Linked DNA regions of Homo sapiens: region 2 is linked to region 1. Evidence: chromatin loops called from intact Hi-C (ENCODE). Cell type or tissue: CD4-positive, alpha-beta T cell. All regions are shown on one strand. Each heading gives the region's core, and the rest is flanking DNA. Links, peaks and the distances in the headings are about the cores only.

What was found. A loop is a pair of places that touch in the nucleus more often than their neighbours do. Peaks named below come from ENCODE experiments on the same cell type or tissue, not always from the same donor. Only the 100,000 strongest peaks of a DNase experiment are listed, where the experiment ranks them.
Region 2: it touches region 1 in a loop (2.1-fold over the local background); 15 of 110 quality-filtered maps call a loop at or near these places.

Annotation. Positions count from the first base shown.
Region 1 is chr13:27,813,829-27,816,744 of GRCh38, forward strand. No RefSeq gene overlaps it. Among named protein-coding and RNA genes, the nearest start is that of GSX1, 23 kb to the left of the region's middle. In CD4-positive, alpha-beta T cell, for the core only: no CTCF peak of the experiment used is centred there; no DNase peak of the experiment used is centred there.
Region 2 is chr13:27,558,851-27,561,766 of GRCh38, forward strand. LNX2 (ligand of numb-protein X 2) reads right to left here. Exons shown (of 10, transcript NM_153371.4): 6 at 992-1,135. Among named protein-coding and RNA genes, the nearest start is that of LNX2, 60 kb to the right of the region's middle. In CD4-positive, alpha-beta T cell, for the core only: no CTCF peak of the experiment used is centred there; a DNase peak (open chromatin) is centred at 1,051; H3K27ac peaks cover 118 bases.

The DNA of each region.
Region 1 (2,916 bases), core at 101-2,600:
AGGGATCATTAAAGAGGTAATATAAGGAAACTCTTAGAATAATGCCCAGTACGTTGCTAACAGTTAATAAAACTTATTTTGCAAAGTGCTATGACGGGGGATGAGTAGGGAGTGTGCACCGCCCCCGCCACCCTCCTGCCCCTGACACACACACACACACATGCACAGGCGGAGTCTGTAGCCCCGGCCTAGCTCACGGGCTCGCTCGGCTGCAGGAAGTCTCAGTTGAGTGCTGGAGAAGGATTAGGAGTCCAGCTGGGGAAGAGTTTTGGATAGACAGGATGAAGGTGTCTAGGAAGACAAAAAAAGTATTTGAAATGTCCAGAGGAGAGGTTGGCACTTTCAGGAAGTCACAATTAGTTCAGCATGAGGGAGGGCTGAAAATTCCCTGGTGGCCCAGGGTGCAGCGGGCAGGGTGAGGGAAGCTTGAAGAACCAAGGCCAGAAAGGTAAGAACGAATGTCACAGGAGGAGTCAGGCATCCTCTGAGTTCCATGAGAAGCCACACAGGGTGTCAGGCTGGCAAATGACATGACCAGACAGCCATGGAAATACCACTCTAGCTGGATAGCAGCTTGCGGGGCAGAGCCGTTCTTACCTCCCCTTTCTGAGCCTCCATGAGGACATCTGCTCCCGGTGTCCACTGCCTTCCGGGATCTCCCTCCCTTCTTTCACTGGCTCTCCTGTACTTACCCTTTTTCCTGGTCCTGGACTCTTCTACTCCTTTCTTCAAAGTCCCTGGCTTTCAACACTACCACGTGCTAAGGACTCCCAAAGTGAGAGTCATTCATTCATTCATTCAGCACATCTCTGATGGCCAATGAGGTGCCAGGCATTGCTGTTGGTGCTGGAGCTAGAACAGGGGGTAAGACAGGCCAAAGCCCTGCCCTCCTAGAGCTCTTCTTCTGGTACAGGGAGACAGGCAATAAAGAACACACCTAAAAATGCAAAAGTCTGCTGGGCCAGTGGCTCACGCCTGTAATCCCAGCACTTTGGAAGGCTGAGATAAGAGATACCTTGAACCCAAGAGTTCAAGACCAGCCTGGGCAACAGACCCCATCTCTACAGGAAAAAAAAAAAAAAATTAGCCGGGCCTGGTGGTGCGCACCTGCGGTCCCAGCTACTGGGGAGGCTGAGGCGAGAGGATCACTTGAGCCTGGGAGGTCAAGGCTGCAGTGAGATATGACTGCACCACTGCACTCCAGCCTGAGTGACAGAGCAAGAGCCTGTCTAAAAAAAATGTAGCAGTTACTTATCACTTATTTATTATAGATGGTGGTGAATGCTATGGGAGTGTGGGGAATTATAGACTCCTAAGGGAGAAAAAGTGTTGTGGAGTGGTTGCTGCAGCATTAAACAAGGCTGTCACGGGAAGCCTCATAGAGAAGGTGGGGTCTGAGGAAAGCCTCTATGGCTAGAGTGGAGAGGGGCTGGCTCAGGCTCCCGCGGGCCTCTCCTTTCCCTGAGCCCTGGGAACCCACACCAGGCGGATTCCTGCCACCACCTCTTCACCTGTCTCTTCAGCCAGAGAGTGGGAGTCAGTCTTCCCAGCCCCCTCACTCCCCATCCTCAAGGCCACCAATTTCACCTCCTAAAAAGGCACTGGATCTATTCTTCACCCCCTCTCTTCACAGCCACTGCCCTCTCTCCTGGCTCATCCAGCCTCTTCACCTGTCTCCCCACTCCCATGCCCTCAAGCCAGTGTGATCCAGAATATACTTCTCATTCAGATTCTGCCTTGCTTAAAACCCTTACCAGGCTGAGCACGGTGGCTCACGCCTGTAATCCCAGCACTTTGGGAGGCCAAGGTGGATGGATCACTTGAGGTCAGGAGTTTGAGACCAGGCTAGCCAACATTGTGAAACCCCGTCTCTACTAAAAATACAAAAATTAGCCAGGCATGGTGGCCCATGCCTGTAATCCCAGCTACCTGGGAGGCTGAGACACAAGAATCACTTGAACCTGGGAGGTGGAGGTTGCAATGAGCTGAGCTTGTGCCACTGCACTCCAGCCTGCAGCCTAGGCAACAGGGCAAGACTCTGTCTTAAAAAGACAAAAAACAAACCCTTACCAGAATTTTTATCGTAGCTGAACTTTAAACCCCTTGCTGTGGCCTTCAAGTCTTCCTTGCCCACCTGCTGACTAAGGCCCATCACTTCCATGCTCCCGCCTTCCCTCCTTCCCTCACTCTGCTTCATTCAGCCAGGCTGGTCTCTCTCTTTCCCACCTCAGGGGCCTCGCACATGTTGTTCCCTCTGCCTGTAACACCCTTCCAGGCTTTCCTCCTGGTCACTTTCTTCTTATTCTTCGAATCTCAGCTGATATGTTTTCTCCTCACCCACCTAAATAGCTCTTTGCTGCCTCATTCTTTGTTTTTACATTACATTCTCTTTTGTCCTTTTCACAAGATTAATTGGATATTTGTCTGTGTCCTTCACTGACATTAGACCGTTGCTTGGTGAAGGCAGGAGACCTGTCCCGAACACTGTGTATGCGCAGTGCACTGCCCTGAGACAAGCAGAAGTGCAATGCATTAATGCAGAAGTGAATGAATGAGTTAGTAAGCAGTTGCAGTCACTCAGCTTCAAAACGTAGTGGTCTGAGCTGTGGCAATGTGAAGTGGGTGGACTTTGAGATCCATTTTGGAGTAAGAACCATCCAGGTCTGGTGCTTGCTTGGACCTGCCCCAAGAATCACTCTGAGAACTCCTCAGTAAGATGGTAGGACCAGGCTGAGCCTTCCTGGGCATTCCTGTGTGATGCAGCTTCTCCCACCCACCTCCTGTACCCTTAAGCACATGAAAGTCATCCCTTCTTCAGAAAACTGGAAAAAGGTTGGAGGACTTTGTTGTTGGAAAATGCCCTTGAGCTCATCTCTTCTCCCAAGCCCTGGTCGTTTTCCAGCTGGGGAAGCAGAA
Region 2 (2,916 bases), core at 96-2,595, 250 kb before region 1:
CAATGGGCCAAAAATACTGTGTCTTTAAGCTATGCTTTCTTAGGGTACCAGAGACAGACTCCAAAGCTAATTATTCACTCAAATGTTACTTTCAGGTGACAATAAATAAGTTTTTGCTTAGTAAAGCAATTTAATTTTACTTAAGGAGAATTACTCTGGTAGGTCACATTTAGCTTTTATTTTTGCATAATTGGGTAAGCATAACATCATTGTTTTAAAACTTCTGGCCCACTGGAAGTTAAGAGTTCAAATGAAGGATGAAATGAAGTAAATAATATCAAGAATGCTAAAGTATCATCCTTTCAGATTTTTGGACTGAAAGTGAGGTAGCATCAAAATTCTCAGCTCAGGTAGAATACATTATAAAACCAGTGAAATACTGATTCTGAAGAAACAGTAACAAAGCTTAACATATGGAAATTTTAAATGATTTAGGGTAATATTCCTCTAAGCTTTAACATAAAAAGAAATATGCTATATATGTACCTATCAAATACGTAAATATGCTATATATGTACCTATCAAAATTCATGATTCATATGTTTAATCTTCATGTATCTAATTCAGGTTCTGTAGGCAACAGGCTCAATTATTAAGCATAGATTTGTCAATCTTGTCTTATGTTTTTTCATCAACTAACTCTTATATTTAAATAAGCAACCCAAGATAAATTCCACTTTCAAGTAGGATTAAACAGATAGAAGATTTCACGCTTCTTGTTAATCGCCTGGCAAAGGAAACTTCCCCTCCAAGAAACTATCTCCAGATCTAAGGAACAAAGCAGTCACTTTCCAAGGTAGCAAAACATATACATTTCATATTCCAAACACCTATATTTTTCAACAGAATAACAACCCTCATTTGAATCTTTTTTTTAAAAAAACTGCTTTATTGAGGTGTGACTGACACACAAAAAAACCTTCATTTAAATCTTACCAGCTTGTAACAATGATCCTTTGATGGTGGCATAAAAAAAAAAAAAAATCCTCACCTTATGTGAGCTTGGTCTGCTATAATACGGTGGTGGTGTGTGGTGCTGGCTGCTGCTGCTATGATTTCCTGCTTCTCTAATGGTGTTACCAGGCTGGGGTTTCCCTGGTCTAGCAATTGTTAAATTCACTCTCTCTCCACTGGCCTGGAGAAAACACAAATACATTACCATAAGTGACTAATGATGTTTGTCATTTTAAAGATTACACACAGTGTAATTTTCAATGAACTTCTTAATCACTGTACCAGGGCGTCATCTGGACAGTGACTGCAAGCACCTGGTGGCAAGAGGAATGAGTTCATTTCATTAGCTAATATCTTAAAACTTCAGCAGTTGAAGCACATACACACAAAAATCTTGGGCATGCCGTCTGCAACCCCACCTCCAAAATGACCAAGGCAAAGTGGTCACACTGCCTGGGCTCTTATTGCCCCATGATTGGTAACTTTTCTTGTAATACTTCTTTGCATCTTCAAGGTTGGCCTTAATATTGCAAGACAGAGCAAAGGAAATAAAAGGAAGAACTGCTTCAAAACTTGATTAAAGTCCATTGTGACTTTTGAAATAAATTTCCATGGTGGCTACTTCAGAAATCATAATGAAATTCTGCACAGCTTTGTTTCTGCTGCTATAGGTCTGAGTCAAAAGTAGGATATCGGCTTCAACATTCTTGAAAAGAATGACTACAGAAATCCTGCATAACAAGACTTTATATGTATGTGTGTATATATATATATATATATAGCATACTTGTGTGAATGTGACACACGTCTCCAGTGTTAAATTATTTTAGAGGTTCATGACTGTCGTTTTAAATTTAGAGGCTTGTTAGCTATCATATTTTGAACATATGTTTACATTGGTTACATTTTTACAAGTTATTTAATACTTCCTTTTAAATTATAAGTCTAATTTATTTGATGCTGACTCTTGGTCATGACCACAATGCCCAATTTTACTGTAATTCCTATGGGAAAATATGATAGCCTGCTTTAAAGAAATTGTGGTACAAAGTGGAGACCTCTCCCATGATTATAGTCAATAATGTTAAGAAATCACTTTATTTTCAAATCTTACATTAGAAAAGAAGTAAGAAACAAGTTTAATGCCTTACTAAAATCATTTACTATTGGTCTCCTTTTAAGACATGGAGTATATGTTATTTTTTAAAATCCAAAAACAATAACGCTTTTACTTATTTTCAAAAAGAAACAGAGCAACTTTAGTTTTCCATTATTTGGAGAAAATTATAGCACAAAATACGTTGAAACTATTTATAACATCCAAATATAAAATATGATCACGGACAATTTAAAATACATTTTCTATCTGTGTATCTGTATTTTTCACATTTTGGTTAGAAATTTAGTTAGAATCATCCAATTGAATGAACTAGATTAGATAATTTAAACATTGCCTGAAATACATATAGTCCATCTATTATTTTCTATCTTATTGATCTGGCCTCTCACTTGACTCTTTTACTCAAACAGATGCTATAACTCTATTAGCTTTCTTCTTCCTCCTCCTCTTTTCTCCCCTCCCTCCCACTAATCTCCACTCTTACAAGATGAGCTGGGTTTTAGTGGTGCAGCTGCTGGCTAATACCCACAGATATAGGTCCTAATGTTGCCTTTGATTTGAGGAAATTTTAAGGCATCCAATTTCTTTAAACCTCAAGTCTATGAAATTAGACCAATATCAGAATCTCCTCTCAATACAATAAAGAGAGTTGAGACTTGAATTTTCTTATAGTCTTAAATTTTCATTGTTATTTGATTCTGTGTTGTAAACACATTCTTCAATGACTATCGGCCTACCCTACTTCCTGATCCTCAATTACATAATTCTTGGTTTCCTTTACAGTGTTTTGTTTTGCTAACTTTAAGAAAAACATCTTTTTGTTGCACCCTTATCACTGTAGA